2 separate regions of the Mus musculus genome follow, and region 1 is linked to region 2. Evidence: chromatin loops called from intact Hi-C (ENCODE). Cell type or tissue: left cerebral cortex. All regions are shown on one strand. Each heading gives the region's core, and the rest is flanking DNA. Links, peaks and the distances in the headings are about the cores only.

The links. Peaks named below come from ENCODE experiments on the same cell type or tissue, not always from the same donor. Only the 100,000 strongest peaks of a DNase experiment are listed, where the experiment ranks them.
Region 1: a loop joins it to region 2, with 2.1 times the contacts of the local background. A loop is called at or near these places in 3 of 42 quality-filtered maps.

What each region holds. Positions count from the first base shown.
Region 1 is chr9:40,237,307-40,245,180 of GRCm38, forward strand. No RefSeq gene overlaps it. Among named protein-coding and RNA genes, the nearest start is that of Scn3b, 28 kb to the right of the region's middle. In left cerebral cortex, for the core only: no CTCF peak of the experiment used is centred there; DNase peaks (open chromatin) are centred at 4,391, 4,811 and 5,054; H3K4me3 peaks cover 843 bases; H3K27ac peaks cover 1,698 bases.
Region 2 is chr9:40,316,173-40,324,046 of GRCm38, forward strand. Gramd1b (GRAM domain containing 1B) reads right to left here. Exons shown (of 20, transcript NM_172768.2): 5 at 1,337-1,421; 6 at 693-796. Among named protein-coding and RNA genes, the nearest start is that of 1700110K17Rik, 13 kb to the right of the region's middle. In left cerebral cortex, for the core only: CTCF peaks have their summits at 2,094 and 4,432; DNase peaks (open chromatin) are centred at 1,808, 5,082 and 5,330; H3K27ac peaks cover 2,447 bases.

The DNA of each region.
Region 1 (7,874 bases), core at 1,792-6,791, 78 kb before region 2:
GCCTCTCCCGCCACAACTTGCCTTCCACTCCTAATGTCCACTCCCTAAGATCTCCTTTTAGCACACACTAACAAGGAGAGACAAACTAGACCTGAAGTGATGTCCTGAGTAGCTGAAATTAGGATTCCCAGTGTGTGCTTCCCTGGTGATTTTAAGGCCTGTTGTGACTCTTGATTAAAACAGACAAACAAACAAATAAACAGATTAGGAAAATAAATAAAACTTGGGGCAAATTGCAACAGTCTCCAGAATTTCATTACCTGAATCATAGACGTTTTGCATACACAACCAATGAGAAAGCACATGAGTGCATGCAGGCCTATGTAAAAATCAATCTTTGAAGTTAATTATTCTGAGTTCAAACACCGCTGCCCTAGCACACAGACACGCCCTGCTCTGGTTAGAATAGTTTGAATCTCCAAACTTCAGGTGTTGCCTATGTTTTGATAGTAAGAAGCAGCGCCTTTAAGAGGTGATTATGTTAAAAGCTTCTCCCTTTATACCCTAATAAAAGAGGTCTTTGCATAAAATCTAATTTGCTTGGCCTTCACCTATCTCCCCAAAAGGCACAGTACCACCACTCTCCTCTGGAAGATGCAGCTCAAGGTCCAGTCTTGGAAACAGGGAGCAGCTCTCACCAAACAAGAAAACACCTTGACCTTGTACTTCCCAGCTTCCAGTGCTGTGAGAAATGGATGCCTGCTCTTCATAAAGTGCCCTACTCTTACATTGCAAATGGACTAAGACACCACCACACTATTGATCTGCAATCCTGGCCACACATCAGAAGCACCTGTCACTTTCTGTGGACGTCCACTCAGAGTTTCTGACTATCAAAGCAGCAGTAGAGATCAGGGACCAGGATGTTGCAGAGTTACTGGGGGTTTCTATCCTGTGAGAACCGAGAGGCTCTGTGTCTCCACTGATGAAGCTGTTTGATCTTGAACATGGGCAGTAACTTGGAAGAACCATTGTGGGGACTTTGAGTTACATGTAGTGACTTGAAGGTGAGTTTTCCCACATTCCCTATAAAAATGGGGGATGTAGTGACAACACCGTGAGGACAAATAGGGCAGACAAGAAAGAGCAGCAGGCCAGACATCTGGAAGAGGAGAAACCACTTCCCACTGTATTTTATGAGTCATATGCACATTAATACAAAAGTAGGAAGAATAATCAAAATCAAAACTGGAAACTAATATTTCTATATTTCTATAGCTAACATCATATGCTAGAGACTCCCCTAAGTTTCAGGAACTTTGCAAGGATGTCCACTCTCAGAATTCTTATTTAACACAGTAAGGGAAGTCCCAATTAGAGGAAGCAAGAAAGGAGACATTGGGAAAAGATCTTTCCAATCTTACATCGAGAGAGGGCTAATATGCAATATATACAAAGAACTCAAGAAGTTAGACTCTAGAGAACCAAATAACCCTATTTAAAATGGGGTACAGAGCTAAACAAAGACTTCTCAACTGAGGAATATTGAATGGCCGAGAAACACCTAAAGAAATGTTCAGGGGTCTGGAGAGATGGGATCCAATGCCCTCTTCTGGTGTGTCTGAAGACAGCTACAGTGTACTCTTATACATAAGATAAATAAATAATTTTTAATAATTTTTTTAAAAAGGCTTATTTTGCTGGGCAGTGGTGGTTCATGACTTTAATCCCAGCACTTGGAAGGCAGATAGCGGTGGACTTCAGAGTCCGAGGCCAGCCTGGTCTACAGAGTTAGTTTCAGGACAGCCAAGACTACACAGAAAAACTGTCTCAAAAAAACAAAAAAGAAAAAAAAATTTTTTAAGCACCCTTAGTCATCAGGGAAATGCAAATCAAAACCCTGAGATTCCACCTTACATCACTCAGAACAGCTAAGATCAAAAACTAAGGCAACAGCAGATGCTGGCAAGGATGTGGAGAAAGAGGAACACTCCTTCACTGGTGGTGGAATTGTGAGCTGGTACAACAACTCTGGAAATCGGTTTGGCAGTTCCTCAGAAAACTGGACATAGTACTACCTGAGAACCCAGCTATACCACTCATGAGCATATACCCAGAAGATGCTCCAACATATAACAAGGAAACATGGGCTGGTGAGATGGCTCCGTGGGTAAGAGCACCTGACTGCTCTTCCCAAGGTCCGAAGTTCAAATCCCAGCAACCACGTGGTGGCTCACAACCATCTGTAACAAGATCTGACTCCCTCTTCTGGAATGTCTGAAGACAGCTACAGTGTACTTACATAAAATAAATAAATAAATCTTTTAAAAAAAAAAAACAAGGAAACATGCTCCACTATTTTCATAGCAGCCTTATTTATAATAGCCAAAAGCTAGAAACAACCCAGATATTTTTCAGCAAAGGAACGGATACAGAAAATGTGGTACACAGTGTAAATTACTCAGCAATTTAAAAACAATGACTTCATGAAATTCGAAGGCAAATAAATGGATGGAGCTAGAAAATATCATCCCGAGTGAGGTAACCCAGTCACAAAAGAACACACATGATATGTACTCACTGTGGAGAGCTTTTGGAGGCCACTTCTAGAAACTTGGAGGGAAATTGACCTCTGGCCAGGACAAGGAAGAGAGCTTAAGGAGGGAATCTGACTTTGAGCTAGGACTCAAGAAAAAGGCTCGGACTAAGAACATTTACATTTGAATTAATGCAAATCTCAGAGCCGACTCAGCCAAGGCACATGTGGCATTCCTTTTGTTTACAGGATTTTGTTTACTGCCTTGCTTTTTTCTTGACCTAGAACTGATCTTATTATTTTGTGTGTACAAAAATGGTATAAAAGCAGACTGGAAAAATAATAAACCCGCTTCAGCCTCAGAACTGGCTGGGGTCATGCTACAGTGTTGTCTAATTGTCCTTTTTCTTTTTAATCCTTTGCCCCTGCCTGGGAGAACCTGTTGACCAACTGAGCTGGCTCAGTCACTCACTGATAAGTGGATATTAGGGAAAAAGCTCAGAAAACCCATGATACAACTCACAGACCATATATGAAGCTCAAGAAGAAGGATACCTGTAGTTTGGATGCTTCAGTCCTTCTTAGAAGGAGGAATAAAATACTCCCGGGAGGTAGAGGGTGGGAGGGACTTGGGAGGAAAGGAGGAGGGGGAGGGGAAAGGGAGAGCAGAATCAGGTATGGCAGCAGTCGGGGGCGATATACTGAGGGTCAGGAAATAGAACAGAGGTGCATAGCAATAGAGGGCGGGGAACAGGGAGTAACCACCAGAAAGTTCCAAAATTCCAGGAAAGCAAAATGTTCCCAGAACCCAACGGGGGATGACCTTAGCTGAAATACCCAACAAAAGGGAGGGTGAGCCTGTAGATACCATAAGCATCTACCCACTCATTTCCAAAATTTTAACCCAGAATTGCTCAACCTCTGCACATGCATACATGGGCAAGTGCACACATACATGCATGCGCGCGCGCGCGCGCACACACACACACACACACACACTTAGGTTTATTTCTCAACACTGAAAGAAGAAATGAAGACAAGTGAATGGGGGGGGGGTTCATAGTGTAGTTCACACGGGCACCAAGGCCAGACTTCTGAGTCTCCAAGATGTTCCCACTGGGAGTCCGGTAAAGACGGCACAGACTCAGTATTTGTAGTCAGGAGAACTGACAATTGTTTTTTAAAGGTTAGGGAAACTGAAGGCCAAATTAAGAGGGATTTTTAAAATCTGTTGTTGTGTGAATGGTGCTTGTGAGTGTGATCGTGTGCTCTGAGTGTGTGGAAGTCTGAGGACAACTTTCAAGAGTTGATCTTCTCCTTCCCGGTCCCGGGCTCCCTGCATTGAACTCAAGTGGTCGGGCTTTCCTGGTAAGCTTTTGCCCGCTGAACCATCTCTCCACCTTGACATAAAAATGTTAAAACTAAGGTATCTCCCAAGATGTTAAAGACTTCTTCCTGAGGGTTAGTCGCTGGCAAGGGTCATTGTAGTGCGCTGAGATTGGTTGGGTGGAGCAAGAAATGCACACTCCAAGGGGGAAGCAGCTGCAGCAACAGAGAGAAGTAGACCGCAGCACTAGAGCCTGCTGGAGAAAAGTTAACAATGCCTGAGAAAGAAAGGGAGCCTCACAGCTCAAGGAACGGAGTGATGTCCTTGCGGGAGCACAGGCCCAGCACAAAGCCAGCAGCAGACAGGCAGGCTGGGGTAGATCTGAGGGTGCCACATGGGAAGTAGGGAACACATCTGTGTGGGTGGGTGGGTGGAATGAAGGGGGAATTTATTCTGGATTTAAGGCAGAGACTGCACTTCTAGTGGGGGTGGGGGATGGAAGCTCTACCTTGTGGGCGTGGCCCGTTTGAGAGCGAATGTCCCTTTGCTGAGGGAGCACGGCTTCCCCTCCCACCCAGAAGGGAGAGCGGCACTGCCTGTTCCCACACACCCTCCCTTAGCAGGCTCGAGCACATTAATCATAGTCTTCCTCGCCGTGTACATTAGCACAGCTTTCCCACGTCCGGAAAAATGTTCCATATTTATGCCCTCATTTAAGCCTCACTGTTCACTTGGGCGTTCATCGGGGAAGGTAGAGTTTTAAAGCTTAAAAAAAAGAAAGAAAGAAAAGAAACGCGGAGGTGTCGTGAAGCTTGTGGCTAAACGGTTGATTTCGAGTTGTGAGGGTATAATAATCAACCCTGAACTAGCATTTGTACTCTGTGCTTTCCTATCCAGCCATGTTGGCGCCCAGGTCACAGGATCTTTTGCAATATGAAAGTGCAGGGGAGAGATCTTCGGAGAGAAACGCTAACAGCCAAATCCAGCCTCACGGAAGCAGCCTTGCTTCCCAAGGAGCTGGGCTGAAGGCAGAGCACCAGCTCTTTCTTTGGTGGTCTGTTGTGTGTCTTAAGAAATGCAAGAAAATATCAAATTTCACCCCAGCTGGTTTGACACTTTCAGGTAATTCCTGTCCTAACCATACATGGATCCTGGATTAATGAGAGTATATTTTTATCTCTCAACCTTTGAGCTGAAGCTAAGAGAGCTGCTGTTCTTTGCCTGCTGGATGAGGTTGCCATGGAAACTCTTTCAGGAGAAAAAGCACCTCCCCCTTATAATGTGACAACAAGCAGGAACTAAAACGGACCATCCACTCTAAGATGAGAATGGGGGTGTGGTACACAGACCAAACAAAGCATTACCCCTCCCTCCCCTCCTTCAAGATTCCCTGTAACCCACAATTATGAAGTGTTCCCCCAAACAGATTCATGTCCAAATACACAACAGTAATGCTCTTTTGACTCCCAAAATCCTGATCTTTACTGATACTTTCTTGGGCATGGCCTGGAAGGCCAGGTATAGCTAAGGGCACCAGTTGCGTGTATTGTGTCTGAGCTGGCTTCATGTGACCAACATGTGCATTTCTTGTCCAATGACAGCACACTGCAGGCTTAAAAGGAACCCAGCTGTCGGGCGTGGTGGCGCACACCTTTAATCCCAGCACTCGGGAGGCAGAGGCAGGCGGATTTCTGAGTTCGAGGCCAGCCTGGTCTACAGAGTGAGTTCCAGGACAGCCAGGGCTATACAGGGAAACCCTGTCTCGAAAAAAAAAAAAAGGAACCCAGCTAAGAACATTTCACACACAGATACATAAAGTCAGACAGGCAGAGAAACACATAAATAAATAAATAAATAAATAAATAAATAAATAAATAAATAAATCCTGCAGATTAAAGCTTTGTGGGGGGGGGGGGGCAGCTCACTTTTGAGATACTTTTTTCTCTTCAGGATTCAGTATCTGATTTGGAATATATTGTCTTTTCAATATTCCTGGGCTGAATGCATCTTTGAATACAAAGAGAGATGATAACTCAGATTTACAACTGAGACTAGAACACAGGTCTCTTATAACTTACACAATCCCTGCAATGTTTGCATCATTAGGACTGTGAAGGATTTAAAGCATACATGCTACCCTCACTAGGGTGTATCCCTAGTAACGAAGATGATCGTTTTTAATCATTTACTTGTGCTTTTCAAGGGTAGGAATGAGGTCAAGTCTTGCCATGTAGCCCAGGCTGTCCTCAGACTTGCAATTCTCCTCCCTCTGCCTTCTGAGTGTTGGCCATAGGTGGGCACCATCGCGCCCGAATGAGGGCAGATTGTCATACACACTGCTTTGCCATTAGAGCCAAGAAGAGTGCCTGGCATACTGCACATGCTCCATAGGTGTCTGATGATTGATTTATTAACTCAATGAATGTTTGAAACGGATGGATCAAAGAATCATGTGTAAAACAGTGACAAGCTGTCAGAAGACATCAGCCCAGGAAATGGTAGTCACTAGCCCAAGAATACAAACAGTATCAATGAGAGGGAAAAGCTAGAAATTCAGCTCTAGATCTTATGCTGAGCTGCAATGTCACCTACTTCCGAATTCCCAGTACCATGGAAAATGCTGCACTTGATTTGTGGTCATAGCCTTTCCACTTATCGCTGAGGATCATTTTCTGTCATCTTATTATATAAGGTGCTTTTACCCTGGGGGAATTCCATTTTTCTGTGAATGTTTTTGTCATCTCTAACCACATCTGATGTTTTTGCGATCAAGTATAGCTACAAAGGAGGACTTAGGATCTTTACATAGGGTCAGTACCCTCTTGGTTTCCTTCCTCCCTTCCATCTTTTTTCTCGTTTTCCTCCATTCTCCCTCCCATCCTCCCCCCTCCCCCTTTCTCTCTCTTCAGTCCACAGCTGTCTTCTCTATACCTGGATAAGACCCTTCCCATAAACCCTGAATAACTTGCCTACAAAAGCTTACTGCATAGTTACAAGTCTCAGGAAGAGCCTGGATGTTTGAGGAAGAATACAGTATTCAAGGATGGAAGACAACACTAGTTTTTGTTGTTTGGCTTTTGTTTTTGTTGGTTTCACTGGTAGATTTTAGATCACCCTTGTAGATATCGGTATTCTGCAGAGTATGTGCTGTTTGGTTTTATGTCAACTTGACACAAGCTAAAGTCATTTGAGAAGAGAAAAACCTCAATTGAGAAAAACATACCCACCAGATTGGCCTGTGAGGCATTTTCTTGATTGTGGACTGATTTAGGAAAAACTTATATACAGTTTTCAGATATAGGAATGAAACAGAGTAAGCAAATAGCTATCATGCAATCATGAAGTCCCAGAGACCTAATCAAGCAAGGTTGCACTAAGGCAGCACAGGATAGCTCAAGTGCAGCTCAGACCAAGAGCTCAGTGACCTTGGGACTGATAACCACAGCCCTTCAAGCTGGGAAGTAGGGTTGAGTTCTCAGGATCTGGAGAACAGAAGCTTCCCCAAGACCCTGGCCCCAAGCCTTTCTAAACATGTGCCTGGTTTAGGCAAGGAACTAAGTTCTTTCTCCATACCTCAAAAAGAAAGTCCCTGATCAGCCTGGGCCTCACCTATCCTGATTTCTATGAAGAGCTACAGGCAATTAATGGATGCTAAAAAAGGAGAATCAGCCTCCTCCAGGAACAAGCCTCCTGATAGGTTATCCAACCTCAAATGGCTAACCCTAAAACACACACGGACACACACAACACACAGACACACACACACACACACACACAAACTTCTAACAATAATAAGAAGTCGTGAGTTTAACAAGGGACATGAGAGGAGTTGGAAGGGAGAGGATCAAGTGAGAAAGATGTAAACATAGTACTAACATACAGAATTCTCAAAAATGAATACACTAAACATTTCCTTCAGCAAAGAATTCATTGATTAAGACAGAGCTGAGAGTGTCGCTGAGCAAGAGTGCATGTTCAACATATATGAAGCCTTGAGTTTAATTCTCATGACTGCGGGGGGGGGGGGGACACAATGGAGCAGGGAGAAAGAGGAGGATGGAAAGAAAGGAA
Region 2 (7,874 bases), core at 1,416-6,415:
ATCATAGTTAATAAAATTCTTCTGAGCTCTACAGCCAATATCCTTCCTACTTAGTGATGTCTCCCTCTGTTGTAACTCACACCAGATAGCTATCTACATTAGCCAAAGAAAAATGTTTTGCTTTGGTTTTTTGTTTTTCTTGTTTTTTTGTTTGTTTGTTTGTTTGTTTTGTTTTGGTTTGGTTTGGTTTGGTTTGCTGCCCCTCGCACCCAAGAGATAGGAAAGATATACATAGCAGAAGCGATAGCACTACTGGAGCTCAGAATTGGGTATCAAGTGTTCAGTCATGGGCTTGTATTAACAACATAAAATGTAGCCAGAAGGTGATGGCTCAGAGGCAGGCACAACTCTGAGTTCAAGGCCAGCCTGGTCTATAGAGTGAGTTCAAGGACAGCCAAGGCTATACAGAGAAACCCTGTCTATTATGGGGAAAAACCAGTATACATAACATAAAGGCTTGGGAAAAACACAAAGTCAGCAAATGAAGAAGATGAAGGCGGCTTGCACAGTCATGACCAAGATGATTGCCCAGAGGAACAAGTCTGGGGCTTTCTCCTCTTTTTTTTTTTTTTTTCCAATTCTGGGGACCAAGCACAGAGAAGCCTTGTGCATGCCAGGTAAGAGTACCACCACTGAGCTGCAGCACCTACATCCCACACGATCCCCCACCAACCCAAGTCCAAGCTCTGTACCAGGGTTTCCCAGCGGAAGATGTTGCTGTAGAAGCAGATCCAATTTTCTGAGAGGTAGAGTCGGCCCTGAAGAAGAATGTCTCTTTGGAGTGCACAAGAGTAATCTGTGTAGGAAGCAGGAAGTTCAGAGGCAGGAGACATTTTCAGCCAACCAGCGTACAGTGAGCATACCACCCCTCCCTCCAGTACTGGGGGGAGTCCAGCCATCTGCTGCTGACTAGGTATGCAGCCACAGAAGTCTCTGACATCTTATGGTCAGAACACACAAGGGATGAAGGACACTACAGCCTGGTGGCAGGATAATGAATCAGTATGACAGCCAACGACTGGCAGGATTTTTAAAAAGGCCAGTGGCTGTTTCATTGATTTCCAACCTTCTACTACCATGACGGCCATCAGTTCTAAGGAGCAGCCATGTGCAGAAGTTAAGTGTATCTCTCCTGGGTAGGCCCTCAAGGGGACCTCAGGCATGGCACTTGATCTGGGACTCAAGATGTCTGTGTTACAGATGTTTATTCGCCATGTGGCCAGCTCCACCTGCTTGCTTGTGTTGGCTCTCAGCCTCTGGTCAGAAGCAAGCAGCCTGAGTGTTCTCTGGAACTCCCAGACTTCCTGGTTGGCCCCTTCCCAGGTTACTAGCTCACCAACAATGAGGCGCTCCGTGTCTGGAAGTTGCTTAAAGAGCTTTCTGAAGTCTTCATTTCTCTGCTTGTAAGTGGGGCTTAGCACCTGCAGGACAACAGCCAAGATTAGGGCAATGGACCCACATACTATAGGATTAGAGATAGCGGATGCTGGGGTAGAGGCTGGCGGATGCTTGTGTGTTGGAAAGACGACGAGATAAGCTCTCTTCCCATAGTCTCTGGGAGGCCAAGTGAAGAAAGGGGCGTGGACAAATAGCACAAAGGACCTGGTCCTGAAAAACCATTCAGTGTTGGTCAATGAGATCTATGAAGTTGGGGTCCACATATACTCTAAGGACAGACAGCAAGGAAGGAAACCTTCAAGTGAGTCCAGGCCCATGATGACAGCTATCACTGCCCTGCTTTCTGCCAGCTCTGCCTTGGCAGTGGAAAGGACCTGAGGGCCATGCTAGCTCTCGTCTTGGCAGGACTTGGAAGATGACTGAACGCTGTGTACTTCTTGAAGTCTGTTATGACTAACACCGTGAGCTAAAGACATGATTTTAAAAAAATCATAAAACATGGCACTAAGAAAAAGTTCCAGTAATGGGGTAAAAAAAAGCTGTGATGCTAAAAGCACATCTGGTACAGAAGCATGACACTCCTGTCCCTAATCGTACCAAGCCATCTACAAGGAAACCAAGGCAAGAGAAAAGCCCTATGCCCAAGGGCACCCAGCTACTAAGTGGCAGACCCCAAGATGAGAGTATATTCTCCATAAACGCTAGGAGTCAGGAGAGGACCAGGGACTTGTACAAAATAGAGAACCAGATCTTAAAAAAAAAAAATGTGTGTATCCCTTGCAGGCAGGCTCGTTCCCACAGATTAGCTGAGCAAGCTTCCTTAGAAACCCCACCAGCCAGTCCAAGAGTGGGGGATTCTGACCTTTCAGAGAATACAGTCTTAAAAGTATTTTCTTTAAGGGATGGGGAACTGGAGAAATGGCTCAACAATTAACAGCACTGGTGGCCCTTCCAGAGGATCCAAGTTCAATTCCCAGCACCCACATGGCAGTTCACAACCGTCTAAAACTCTAATTCCAGAGAATCTGGCACCCTCACATAGATACACATGAAGGCACACAAGATAAAAATGAATCTTTCAAAAAACACTTTACAAATGAATGCAAGTTTAAAAAAAAAGAAGGGTGGCTATAGATGAATGACTCTCAAGGATTATGCAAAGACTGCACAACCAGCCAGTCTGAGTTCAAGACCAGCCTGGTCTACAGAGCAAGTTTTAGGACAGCCAGGACTAAATAAAATGTGTGCAACCTAGGGAGAGCCACACATGAGGTTAGAGGCACCTCTGTATTCTGCTAGGCCATGTGCTGACCTACTTACACACACACACACACACACACACACACACACACACACACACACGGCTCTTGACCCTTGGCCAGAGACCCATGCTGGAGGAACAGATTGTCCTGTTGGCAGTGACATATATGGTTTCTGGCCTCTTACCCTCTCACCCACTTCCCTGAGAATTTCACAGACATACAGCTGGTGATGGACGGACACTTCACTTGTTCACGTTTCAACTTTCTATGAAGCTAAATGAACCACGTGGAAACAGAGTCTGGAGACTGCTCACATCCGAACCAAAGGCTGCCAGCCTGAGCTACTGCCTATCGCTCTGACTACAGGAAGGGGACCGTGAAGCACGTTGGAGAGTAAACTGTGTGAGTTTAGGTGCAAGCTAAGAGGGAGAAACCAGAGAAGAGCTGGGAAAAGAAACTTCTCATCAATCTGTCTATAATTCGAATTTCAAGCTTTTATTCTTGGCTTACATGTGTAATATGAGAGGCCCAGTTACCTTTTCCCAAAGTACACCATGCTATCATATAATTTTCAAACTTCCCAAATCTCCTATATGTGCTTGAACCAGAGTTCCAGACCACGGGAGGAAGATATCTGGAATCTTAACTATCCTATGATTTCTACAGCTAGGAAAGACTATCCTGATAGTCCTCCAAGGATCACTAAACACTATGCAAATGCTCCCCACCCAGTCAGCCAGCCTCTGAGACCAGAATCCACACATAGGAAACCCTTGCTTGACAACCTCACTCATATTCCTCACGATATCCAACTCACCTTCTAGGCTACTGTCGAATGAATAACCACCCAAGAGCAAGCACAAGCCCACCACATACACGCCACACGGAGTAGATGTCAGTATGCAACTTCACACTTGCCGAACATGAGGCAGAGGCTAAGCAACTTGCCTGAGGGATGTGGAAACCTAGTGGGAATGGAACAAGGGTCCTAGCCAACTGCCAGAAAGAAACCAACAGGGCTTCCCAATAAGTGGCATTCTCATGGGAGGGGACAGTCACCTGCTTTAGGGCTCCCACTAGCTAGCCTCTCACATTTCTAGAGGAGTCTTTACAAAGTTCCTGCATGAGACGCCCCCCCCCACCCCTCGCCAATCCTCCTCATGGGTAAACTGGGCACTAGCCATCCAGGTACCTGATGCCAAGTTCCAAATTCCACCCACAGTTTCCCCTTCCCCAGGCTTCTATCATATCCAATGAGAGCTCTGGAACCCACAGAAGTGGAGACACAGAAGTCTAGGTACAATCTCTCCCAAAAGCAGGCAGGAAAAGGCATTGGTCCTTTATAGCAGTGGGGAGGAATAAGGCACACTTCCTCTCTCACATTTGTACCTGTTTTCATTCTATTGTCTGTTGATGTAGACGATTGGCCAGCCTCCCTGTACTAAAAGCACAAAGACACATTGGATGGGCATACTCGGCTTACAATCCTATGCCCCCTCCGATGCTGGGGAACATAATCCTCTATACTCACTTCCTGTGTACTCTTAGAACGCTCTCTTCCAACGGTGAGACAAGGCTCACCTCTATAAAATGGCCAAAGAGTTCTGGCTCAAGGGTTGTCAAATCTGCCGCTCTCAGCCAGGCCATGAGGGGCATGAGAGTGCGCACAGAACAGTCACAGGGACACAGAGAATTCGGGTCACAAACTCACGGCTGGGATTTTCTCAGATCCGTGCCAGCAGTAGCATTCGGCACCAACAGGTGCATCAGCAAGCCTCTTCAAGTACCACAGCAGAGACTGGCTGTCCAGTTCCAGCAGGAGGCTCCAGAGGACCCCAGATTCTGTCAGAGATTCCATCACCCCCAACAAATGTCCCAGGCAAGGGACCTCGGTCCTTATGCTGGTTCTCAGGTTCCCTCAGAGTAAAAACAGTGAGTCTCGCCTGGACTGAACACAAGGTAATCTCTTGCCTTCTATATAACCCCGGCCGATATTCTTTCCTCTCTCAGAGCTGTGCTCCCAGTTCAAGCTCTCACGAGTGAAAAGATATAAGAACCATGGTTCTCAGAGAAGGCTGGCTGGCCAGTCTCCAAGAGCTGGACTCTGCTTCATGCTTCCCTTGTCTTCAGTCTGGGGGCAGCCCCGAGGGGGGGTGTGGTCAGGCAACACTCCCTGGTTGGTGCAGTCACTCAAGAGTCCGGGTAAGGCCAGACGACATAGATACGGCAGGTACACAACACAGGCTGTGAGTTGCGGAAGCGCAGCCCCATGTGAACAGGTGAACTTTCCAGAGCAGGATGAGGCACAGCTGGCTCCAGAGGCCTAGTCCATACTGGCTACTCACACGCCGAGTGACTCACAAGTGGATCAGAAGCTCCAAAGAGGCCCATGGTGGCCCAGATCCTTAGTCCAGATCTGCCTCACAGATTGGCCTGTTCAGTCACTGTGCTTTCTCTCCCCGGGGCCAGGCCAGCATCGCTGTGACTCACATCTCTCACCCAGGCAAAAAAAAAAAAAAAAAAAAAAAAAAAAAAGGGCCACCACTTAGCTGCAACACAGGGTCTGCTCTCATCCCAGCCCTGTACACACCCCTTTTTCCTCCAGACCGTGCAGCTTTCAACTGGCCAGCAAATGACTTCTTTGTTAAGAGTCACTGGGCCCTGAGGGAGGGAGGCAGGGCTGGTGGGCGGGCAAGGCCAGAGCCCCACACATGCTTCAAGTTACAGGATCTGGGTGATGGGCCTGGCCAATGTCCTGCAGTAACCCCAGGCCTAGCCTGGCCTCACCAGCAGATGTTTCCTGCAATGGAAAGTTGCTGGCCAGGGCTCTCAGTGGAGGCGGGGAAGGGGAGGTGCCAAGGGCATCACAGCTCTGGTGAAATATGAAATCTGAGACTGAATAGACTAGGGATTTCTTATGAGACAGCTCTCCTCCAAGGAACCCATCTATTCGGCAACTTCTCTGATGCAACCAACAGCAAACATGGGAGTTTCCAATGTGCTGGTCACAGAGAAGCTGGAACGATAGCCTGGAGAAGTTGAGGTCTGCCCAATGTGAGTTCCCCAAGAACTGTGCCCCACCTTCCATACAAAGGAGACACAGGATCAAAGCCAAGCATTTGCAGACAGCTACTCAGACCTTGAGGGCCAAATAGCCAGAGCAGACCTTATGGACCCTGGTTAGAAGGAAAGAGTTAAGTAAAAGAAGGAGACAACTGAAAAGACAGCTAAGGAGAAAGGGTGCTATGCTTGTGGTTCTCAACCTGTAGGCTGAGACCCCTTTGGGGGTCAAGTGACCCTTTCACAGGGGTCACATAGCGATGGCCTACATATCAGATATTTACATTACAAATCACAACAGTAGCCAACTTATAAAGTAGCAACAAGAATAATTCTACAGTTGCAGCATTAGAAAGGTTAGGAACCACTACTCTAAACAGAGAGGTTGAGAAAGGATAGACAGCATTGGAACTAGGAAGGCAGAGACTCCGAGATCTTCGAAATAATTGAAGCAGCTCCCTTGCCTACCCTATAACCCTCCCAGATAACCTACCCTATCAGGAAGGTCTTGAGCTGGTGCATCATGGGTAATGGTCTTTTGTCTTATAAGCCTTGGTAATTTCCTGTGCTTAAACTTTGGCATATTTAAAAATAACCCCAGTGATGACGCAGAATACACATTCTTGGGTCTCAGAGCCAGACACACCAATTAAGAGGAACATGACAGTCATTGTTAGGGTAAATAGAGGACAAAGAATCCCTGATTAAGGGGTCTTCTAACACTCTCCTCTTTCCATCTTGAAGGACACCTGCCTTCCTTCATCCATCCTATGGTAGATCCCACGCCACTGGATGCTGCCTTCTTCTTCGCTAGGAATGACCCATCCTTTAGTTTAATCTTTTCTAGCAGTTAGTATTTCATATGTTATGTAAAAATTTCACCACATAAATGTATTATTTATCTTCCTATTGGCATAGACAGAAATAGAGGGTGACAGAGACAGACAGACACTCAAGAGCACACACATGCACACGCGACATACACACATGCATGTACAGACCCCTACTTTCTTGAGGCTGGCTTCTTGGAGCCTAGTTGCTGCCCTGACTCTATCAAAAGATCAAGTTCAGTGTATTATGCATCAGTGGTCCTCAAATTCTGTGACAGGTGGATTCCACAATTCCGATTTCCAGGGCGATCACAGTATCTCTTTTCAGGTCCATACCACACCCAAGATACAGGTGCTATAGATAGTTCCAGGAGGCTCCAGGTACTTAACAGAAATTCCCTGGGAACACTGATATCTAGTCATAGACACAGGACAGTCGAGTGGGTTACTATCTGGATGAGACAGGGACAGTTTACACTCAACTCCGAGAGATAATGTCATAGGAAATGAGTATCAGTCTGCATTAGCCTTTGTCTCCTCCACCCTCTCACCAAGGGCTGGGCAGGGCAGGGCAGGGCCAGGATCCCAGGAGCCGGAATTGCCCTTAGTTAAACATTAACTCTATGGCAAACACTGGGTGCTGGGACCAACTGGTACCCTTTCTCCAGGTTTAGCACAAAGGAGGGGGTGAGAGAGCCTGGTCAGGACGGAAGAGGATTTGGGGTTCAGCACTGACCTCACCTAGCAAGAAACAAGTTAAGATCCACAAAGAAAATCCCAGTGCTCCAGCCAAATGCGGTAGGCAGAAGCCAGGCATGGGTGGGACGAGGAGACAGGAGAAAGGTGACTAAACATGAGGTAGGCATGGGTGCAATGCAGAGGGTGCTGAAGAGGGAGCATTGGGGACGGGGGCGGGGGGAGAGTGAAGTTTAGAGTTGACTGCCATGGGATAGCAGTCAGGAAGATTCTTCAAAGTCATGGGTAAAAATCATAGGTGGGAGACAGATGGGTGTAGAGGAAGAGGACTGTCCTTGGAGGAAATACCAGGCACTGGTGTGTTGTTGCGGCTGCCCCAACACCTGCAACTCCTATAAAGCCTTGTCCTACTGTCCTCTGGCTGATGCTAGGTAGGCTTGCCCTGTCATTCCCAGGATTGGTACCAATCCTTCTCGCCTTCCTTAAAGCCAGCTTTCCTAGCAGGGGACGGTGACAGACAATGTGGGTGCTGTCTCAAGCTAGCGGCTACCCTATTCTAGGCTCTGCCCCTAAGTTGCTATGGAAACATTAACACCCCAGAAGTGAGACATAAGGCGGGAGGGTCTAT